Regions from separate parts of the Homo sapiens genome. Here region 1 is linked to region 2. A link is an interaction called in ENCODE POLR2A ChIA-PET data of the cell type or tissue named here. Cell type or tissue: GM12878. All regions are shown on one strand. Links, peaks and the distances in the headings refer to the core of each region. The heading gives the core; the rest is flanking DNA. Region 1 overlaps LOC107985220 (a long non-coding RNA gene). Region 2 overlaps SLAMF7 (SLAM family member 7).

Region 1 (4,396 bases), core at 66-4,065, 100 kb before region 2:
AAACATTCCTTCTGGCACAGGCCACAGCGTGGGCAGTAGGAGAATCCTAGGTGAGCACTATTTCCCATCCTGGCCTCCCGTGTCTGTGGCTCAGCACCATTCTTTCCCTTTGGTGATGCAGAGCCCCAACCTGAGAATGAGGAGGACTATATTTCTGTAGAAAATAGCCTTCCCCAAAAAACCTCAAGTGGGTTATGCATGGAAGCCATCTCCTACCTCTTAAACTCTTCAATGGGTCCCTAAGCCTTGCCACTCTCTCTCCTGACACTGTGGCTACGGGCACCAACGTCACCTGCCTGACAGTGTCTGGTCTGGACTGCTCCTGAGTGTCTTGGCTTCCCAGCCAAAGGTCATCATCATCACAGCCTCTGACCAGAGGTCCCCTATAGCATGAACTGACCCCACAGAGAAGGGCCACTAAGGCCAGATCACCTGGCCACATGGAGCTCATCATGAGCACATTTATCTGGATAAGGAAAAAAAAACCTGCAAAACCAAAATGAAAATACAGAATTTCCCCAAACTCCGAAACCTCTCCTAGTAGACCTGACTGAAGAGTCTAAAACTGGCCTGGGGAAAGCACTGGGAAAAAACACCCTGGGGTCCACCCTGCTGGGTAAGATGAGGAAGCCCACAGGGCAGATGGCTGATATGGAGGCTGAGCAGACTAGTCAACCAGATAGCCCTGTTGTGGCGCTGGGGCTGTTAGGGTTGAGGGGAGAGTGGAAAGAAAACTGGGCTTTGAAGTGGCTCTAGCCCAGATCCAGGCCCAGGCTCTACTCAGCTCCTTTATGCTGAATGTTCATGCCTGCCATCAGCTCCCTGGCCAGATGGATGAGCTGAGTGATCAGGCCTGGGGAGGAGGGCTGAAAATCCCACTGGCAGTGCCTTCTTCCCCGTATCCAGTCTGTGGTGCTGGGAGTGCCCACTGCAAGGCCCTCACCAGGTGTCTCACATCAGTACCTCCTCCAGCAGTTCAGACCTGCTTTAGGGAACTGGAATCTGGAAGTGGAGAGACATCTGAGGGTCTTTGCCATCTGAGGACTTCCTCTCAAACTGCTGTCATTTCCACTGATGCTCCTCCATCCTTCCAGACCCCAGACCCAATATGTGGGGATCCCTGCCTTCCTGGGGCCTGCGCTGAACTGACTCTGAATTCTTCATGTCCCTTAAGGGGTGACTGTGACCGAGAAAGAGTCACTGCTTCACAGACTCTCTCCACAGCATTTTTAGAAGCATTCATGGTAGGAATGGGGTGCTTCCTACTACCTTTCAAATGACCTCATGCGGCAGTCATGTAATTTGCTAGCCTGCTTTTTACTGGCATACATTGTTAAAGAAAGGGAAATGCCCATGCCACTCTACTCCTCTAGGAAGGAATAGGGTTCAGGAACTGGTGACAGTGGCTATTAAGTCACCAGCCTCAGATCTTTTCTGTGCTCCAAAAACTGCCTCCCATAACCCTGGTCTGCGTTCTTAGACAGAGTGGTAGATAGAAGATAATTTGCAAAGTACCCTGGAAACCCTGGATAACCACTATCGGAAGCAGAATTCATTTCTGTCTCTGAATAGTTCTGGTCCTTAACTAACCAATGACCTCCCTGAGAAACAGAGACAGCTGGGGAAATGGGGGCTGTGTGCTCCATGAAGTCATCTAATGACCCTCTGAGATACTCATGGGCCATTTATGCAGTCCAGAGCAGCGATTCCTGCACCGTCACACCAAAGAGGTGGGCTGACCTGAAGTGAGTCCAGGAAAGAGGGGAGAGCTAGGACACTTAAGCTGCTTGGAAAAGCTAGCTATAGGGTAGAAATCTTCAGTGAAGAATTCTAACTGGGACCACTGGAGAGAGAGGTGAATTGTGGAAAGTAACTCCAGATGAAGCCGAGTGGTGGAAGCCCAATCCACCTGCTTCTCCATCCACTTGCCTCTTCTCCATCCACCCACCTCTTCTCCATCTACGTGCCTGCCCCAGCACTGACCATGAGAAAACCATTTCATTGGTTTAAAATATAGTGATTCTAAACATCCTTTAATGATATATATATACTTACATGGAGTAACAAATCTAATTGTCTACCACTTAATGACTTTATCAGATAACACTGCTAGTTAAGAGAAAAATATTTAGGAATTGTAGTCTTTTTTTGACTTTAGGGTTCCATCCTCCAATGGTTAATTTTATGTGTCAACTAGATGGCATTATGAAGTGGCCAGATTAAACAGTATTTCTGAATGTGTCTGTGAGGGTGTTCTGGATGAGATTAGCATTTGAATCATGGACTCAGGAAAGTAGATTGCCCTCCTCAGTGTGGTGGGCATCATCCAATTCATTGAGGGCCTGACTAGAACAAAAAGGCAGAAAGAGGAATTTGTCCCTTTTGCTTCCCGCCTGCCTGTTGAGCCCTTGTACTGGGATTTACACCATCAGCTCCCCTGGTTCTCAGGCCTTCAAACTCGAACTGGAATTACACCACTGGCTTTCCTGGATCTCCAGCTTGCAGACAGCAGGTCATGAAACTTCTCAGTCTCCATAATCACATGAGCCAATTCCTCATAATAAATCTTTTTATGTATATATATCCTGTTGATTCTGTTTCTCTGGAGAACCCTAACTAATATTCATCTCCTCTTTTAAAAATCACAAATGTAATATAGCACTGAAGGAAATGTCTTTAAAAGAAAGAAAATAAAATGTGATCCACGTATAGTGGCTTATGCCTGCAATCCTAACACTTTGGGAGGCCAAAGCAGGAGGATCATTTGAGGCCAAGAGTTTAAGATCAGCCTGGGCAACATAATGAGACCCCAGCTCTACAAAAAAAAGTTTTTTTTTAATTAGCCAAGCATGGTGGCACATGCCTGTAGTCCCAGCTACTTAGGAGGCAGAGATGGGAGGATTGCTTGAGCCCAGAAGTTCAAGATTACAGTGAGCTATGTTTGTACCATGCAGTCCAGCCTGGGTGACATAGTGAGACCCTGTCAAAAAAAAAAAAAAAAAAAGAAAAAGGAAAAAAGAAAGAAAGGAAAATCTGCCATCATTTTTTAACTATCACAACTGCTTTCAAGTTTGCAATTTTCCAAACCTTTCTTTATAAGGCAGCAGACGAGTTTAGAACTCTAGCTACATGGTCAGATAGTCCTGGGCCCACGTCCCCATTCTGTTATTTATAAATCATCCCATGTTAGGTAAGTTATTTAATCTCTCTAAGCCACACTTGCCTCATCAGTAACAGAGTTAAGATGAAAAAAAATCTCATAGGGTTGTTGGGAGAAGTAAATGGCATAAATACAAGTAAGATGTTCACTGCAGTGCCTGACATGTGAAAGCCATTTTGCATTTGGTGTCTATCACTTTTTATGGTTTCCTGAGGTGGTCATGATTAATTAAATGACGAACACCATAAAGCTGGAGCTGGGGATGCACAGGAAGTTCTGCTGTGTTGTCAAGATCAAGGACACTCCTCAGAGACATGGAGCAGAATGCTTCAGGCACCCTACAAATGAATGTCATTCCTGGGCATCTCTATTGGAGGCAACAATAACTTTGCAACATAAATTAGGGACAAAAACACACTATAGACTATTAAGACCTTTTAGCAATTGAAGAGAGAGATGGATTTGATGTGATAAGTGTTTTAAAGTCCTGTTATAAAAGAATTGAAATTTCTCAGCATAGACTATCCCATTTCATAAAGAAAATATCAGTGTATAATATGTAACAGGAAGAGTTATATATGTAGACTATGAATCAGAACAGAAAATGTGAAACAGAATGAAAATGTGAACTGAACCCTTGGCCACACCTGATGCAGTTTCACAGAATCCACGTGTGGAGGGATTGGAAGACAATACCAAAATCACACAGTACAGTAAATGCAGTTAGTGTTTATTTTCATTGTATAAAATACCTCTGAGGTTCTCATTCTGTATGGCGGGCTTGGTCGCTTCAATTTATCTTTTTGCTTTATTATACAATTTCAAGTAAAAAATGCCTCTGGGTATCATCGTAAGTAAACATCTGATAGGCTAATCTCGAATAATAATTACAGTTAAGATTCTGGTGCCTGGGATAGACACCAAGTGCCTTTTACTAAGCAGCGGCTTAAGTGAAGTTTTTTCTTGCCTCAGTGGGTTATTCATTCCAGAAGAACATTTGTAACTACAGTCACTGGGTTGCACATAGTTTTGTATTTTTTTAAATTTAACATAATACGTTACAATGACTCACAGGTTGTTGCCTAGTTTAATGAAGAACAATTTCTTAAAGAACATTGTGTTCATTATCTCTCCTCGAAAAAAGAACAAATGAAGATCATGAGATTGTTTAAAATGTCAAATTTTGAAAAGCGTTCTATGGAGTAAAAGAAGTAAAGATCATACTCAGAGATAGAC
Region 2 (4,396 bases), core at 220-4,219:
GAAACCCCATCTCTACTAAAGATACAAAAATTTGCTGAGCGTGGTGGTGTGCACCTGTAATCCCAGCTACTCGAGAGGCCAAGGCATGAGAATCGCTTGAACCTGGGAGGTGGAGGTTGCAGTGAGCTGAGATGGCACCACTGCACTCCGGCCTAGGCAACGAGAGCAAAACTCCAATACAAACAAACAAACAAACACCTGTGCTAGGTCAGTCTGGCACGTAAGATGAACATCCCTACCAATACAGAGCTCACCATCTCTTATACTTAAGTGAAAAACATGGGGAAGGGGAAAGGGGAATGGCTGCTTTTGATATGTTCCCTGACACATATCTTGAATGGAGACCTCCCTACCAAGTGATGAAAGTGTTGAAAAACTTAATAACAAATGCTTGTTGGGCAAGAATGGGATTGAGGATTATCTTCTCTCAGAAAGGCATTGTGAAGGAATTGAGCCAGATCTCTCTCCCTACTGCAAAACCCTATTGTAGTAAAAAAGTCTTCTTTACTATCTTAATAAAACAGATATTGTGAGATTCACATACAAAAAGATGCATTATTTTGCTATTTGCAATAGTGAAATTCTGGAAACTGCCAAAGAAACTGACCACCACAGGTGAAGGTCTGTTCATACATAGACATTAAGAATTATGGGTTAGGCCGGGAGCAGTGGCTCACGCCTGTAATCCCAGCACTTTGGGAGGCCGAGGCAGGTGGATTACTTGAGGTCAGGAGTTCAAGAACAGCCTGGCCAACATGATGAAACCCCGTCTCTACTAAAAATACAAAAAATATTAGCCGGGCATGGTGGTGAGCCCCTGTAATCCCAGCTTCTTGGGAGGCAGAGGGAGGAGAATTGCTTGAACCCAGGACGGGGAGGTTGCAGTGAGCCAAGATCGCGCCACTGCACTCCAGCCTAGGCGACAGAGCAAGACTCCATCTCAAAAAAAGAATTATGGGTTATACTCAGCATCATGAAATATACCTGTGTAACCTACACATGTAGCTTCTGAATCAAAAATAAAATTAAAAATAACAAATTTTTAGCATGTGCCTGTGGTCCCAGCTACTTGGGAGGCTGAGGCAGGAGGATCTCTTGAACCCGGGAGGTGGAGGTTGCAGTGAGCCGAGATCGCACCACTGCACTCCAGCCTGGATGATAGAGTGAGATTCTGTCTCAAAAAAAAAAAAAAATTGTTTAAAAAAAACTATGGGTTGGCCAGGAGTGGTGGCTCATGTCGGTAATCCCAGCACTTTGGGAGGCTGAAGTAGGAGGATCACTTGACCTCAGGAGTTCAAGACCACCCTAGGCAACTTAGCAAAGCCCCATCTCTACAAAAAAATACAAAAATTAGCCAGGCATGGTGGTGCATGCCTGTAGTCCCAGCTACTCAGGAAGGAGCTGAAGAGGGAGGGTCGCTTGAGCCTGGTAGGTTGAGGCTGCAGTGAGCTATAATTGTGCTACTGCACTCCAGCCTGGGCAACAGAGTGAGACTCTGACTCACAAAACAACAACAACACAACAACTATGGGTTTTCAAGTTAGAAAATGTTATGACATCACAAATATAAAAAGTAGAATGCAAATTTAATGTGCTATATGATTACAGCTGTGTTTTAGAAAAAATCTCTACAGGGAAAAATTTGGAAGAAAAAACATCAAAATAGTAACACCAGTTGTTTAGGGAGGGTGAAAGCTTAGGTGGCTTGGTTTTTTCCTATTTTCATTCATTTTCTGAATATTCCTCAATGAGAAAGTATGTATTGCATAATAGAGTAGAGGAAATTTTAAATAGGTGCTCAGTGAGAAAAACGAGGCACTACTCACTACGTGGGGTTGAGGGGAAAGTCTGAGACCCTCATGGTAAGGGTGTGGGGGAGGATGGAAAGACCTCCTCGAGTGAGAATGGGTGGGGAGAAAGGAGAAACCCTCCACATAATGACAGAGGAGAAGATGACTTTCCCTCAGAGAGGGCTGCTGGAGGCTGAGGGGAGCTTCACAGTGTGTGAAGACAGAGGCGTGGAGAGGGGGATGCTGGGACTGAGGATGCATCTGTTCTGCCTTCCCCTCTCTCCTCAGAACCCATTCAGATGATAAATAATTAGGGTTAATCATACTTTGGGGTTTTTTAAACCAGTGACTGAAACAGGACCTAGGGAGACCAATAGATCTGGTCTCTGGACACTCAATAAATTCTGTCCCAAAGCTAGTTGCAGAAAGAAGCTTCCCCTCATGAGTTCAACCAGTAGGCAAAGGAAACCACCAGCTCTTCAGGGTGAGAAGTCACACCACCTCATAGCCCCATTACATGCAGCCTCCAGAACTGTGTGGTTTGCAACTTGTGAGGTGCAAATAACAAATTCGTAAACATTGAAACCTTGGTGGAAAGTAAAGAAGGTATCTGTACCATTTCAGTAAGGCTTTCACTCATTCATTTGATCATGTATGCATTCATTCATTTATTCATTCAGCAGTACTTATTGAGCACCAGTAAGTGCTGGACATTATGCTGAACTCAGGGAATACAGCAGTGGGCCACAACAGAGGTCTCTGCCCTCAGGGTGCTTACATTCTAATGACAGAGGCCAACACTCAAATATCCTTTAAATAACATGGTTGCAGTGATGACTGCTATGAAAGAGAGGTGTGTGGAGCCAAGAATGGCAAATTTTCCTGTGGTCAGAGACAGTATCTCCAAAGTGATGAAGACTGAGCTGAGATCGGAAGATGAGTAGGAGCTACTTACAAGAAGTGGGAAGGGAAAATAAAACCCTTCTAGCCAGAGGTGCAAAGGCCTTGTGGTGAGAGGACCTAAAAGAACGAAAGTCAGTGTGGCCAGCAGAGAGAGTTGCACTTTTAAAATTTCATTAGTTGCAGTATGGGAAACAGATTGTAGGGGGTCAAGACTGGATGTAGGCAAACTGAGTCAGAAGGCTCTTACCGTTATCCAGGAGAGAGGTGATGGTAGGTTGGACAAGCATAGTAGGATGCAGAGAGAGGGAAGGATGCTCTCAAGAGGTATCTAAGGGATAAGGAGGTTCCTGCTTTCAGTACTGTCTTGGGAATGTGTGCTGATCTGGAAAAGGAGGTGGGAAGATGGGCCTTTGCTTTTGATAGCCTCTTGGGACTAGAAGGACAAAGTTTGGAGTCTGGGGCTACCAAGGTTAGAGAACTGGTAAATCCCTCATCTTTTTGACTTGGGACCCCAAAAGACTTACCCTAGGAGACTTATCCTTCTTGTAAACAAGAAGTACACCAGTTTTAATTCATCTATGGGGCCAAGAAAATCTCAAAACTGGTATTAGATTAAAGAGATCCAAGCTTACGAGTGCCCACAAGTACCTTACAGAAGCAAACAAAGACCATCACTAAAAGAAAATAACATTCTTAGGCCTCACAATTTTCCTACAAATAATTTTTCATAAGCAATGTTCATCATATGTTCAGAGATATCCAGGCCCATGAGGAGGATCCAGGCCCATGGGGATCATCCTCCTCCATGAGGAGACCCATGAGCAAGACCCTCCTGGTGGGGACAGCCTATCACAGACTGCAGCCCAGGATGCAGCCCGGCCCACCTCCCTCTCATTTCATCCCAAGAAGATGGAAGGAGGAACTTCCAGCCTCCTCAGTTCATGTACTTGTAGACAGACTTTAAAGATGTTTGGAGTTCTGACTATAGTCCTAAGCATACTCTTTATTGCAATCTGTCAAGAACATAGCCAGCAACAGGGAAGAGTTGATAAACCATAACATGATCATTTATAATATTTAATGTTTAGTACAGTCACAATTGCCAATCATTGTTCTAAATAATACATATATATATGTGTGCATGTATATACATATGTACATTTATTTAATCTTCATAACAAACATAACCATTTTATAGATGAGGTAGTTGAGACCAAGATTGTCTTTTGTCTAATTGGGTTTTGTGGGTTGTTTTGTTTTGTTTTGTTTTGTTTTGTTTTGTTCGGCTCATATGTATTACTGCTCTAGGCAGTATTAATTAATTGATTAATTTATTTAAAATTTATTATTTTAAAATAAATGCTGGTACTGCTTGTCTTTACTAATTATAAAAGTTATTTTTTCCTGCAATTAAAACTTATTATGCGTCTACAATGTGCTCCCCATACTTCTAAGAGCTCACAATCAAGTGGGAGACAGGGATATCAACAGACATTACAAGTTAAAATGGTAGGTAAGAAAATAAAGGCATATAAGACATATAGGGGGTTGTATTACTCATGGTTTTCCTGAGAAATAGAACCAATAGATTATTTGTAAATATATATAAAAGGAGACTTATTATAGGAATTGGCTCACGCATTAGGAAGGCCAAGAGGTCTCATGATCTTCTGTCTGCGGCTGGAGAACCAAGAAAGCCTGAG

What was found. ChIA-PET counts read pairs that join two places held together with the same protein. Peaks named below come from ENCODE experiments on the same cell type or tissue, not always from the same donor. Only the 100,000 strongest peaks of a DNase experiment are listed, where the experiment ranks them.
Region 1: POLR2A ChIA-PET joins it to region 2 with 7 read pairs; 5 of 35 experiments call an interaction of 5 or more read pairs at or near these places.

The regions. Positions count from the first base shown.
Region 1 is chr1:160,653,148-160,657,543 of GRCh38, forward strand. LOC107985220 (a long non-coding RNA gene) reads left to right here. Exons shown (of 2, transcript XR_001738266.2): 2 at 1-4,396. Among named protein-coding and RNA genes, the nearest start is that of SLAMF1, 8.3 kb to the left of the region's middle. RefSeq lists enhancers at 1-521, 382-541. In GM12878, for the core only: no CTCF peak of the experiment used is centred there; no DNase peak of the experiment used is centred there; H3K4me3 peaks cover 441 bases; H3K27ac peaks cover 2,502 bases.
Region 2 is chr1:160,754,273-160,758,668 of GRCh38, forward strand. It overlaps SLAMF7 (SLAM family member 7), which reads left to right. Exons shown (of 7, transcript NM_021181.5): 7 at 1-549. Among named protein-coding and RNA genes, the nearest start is that of SLAMF7, 17 kb to the left of the region's middle. RefSeq lists an enhancer at 1,220-1,269 and a silencer at 2,820-2,889. In GM12878, for the core only: no CTCF peak of the experiment used is centred there; a DNase peak (open chromatin) is centred at 2,250; H3K27ac peaks cover 1,307 bases.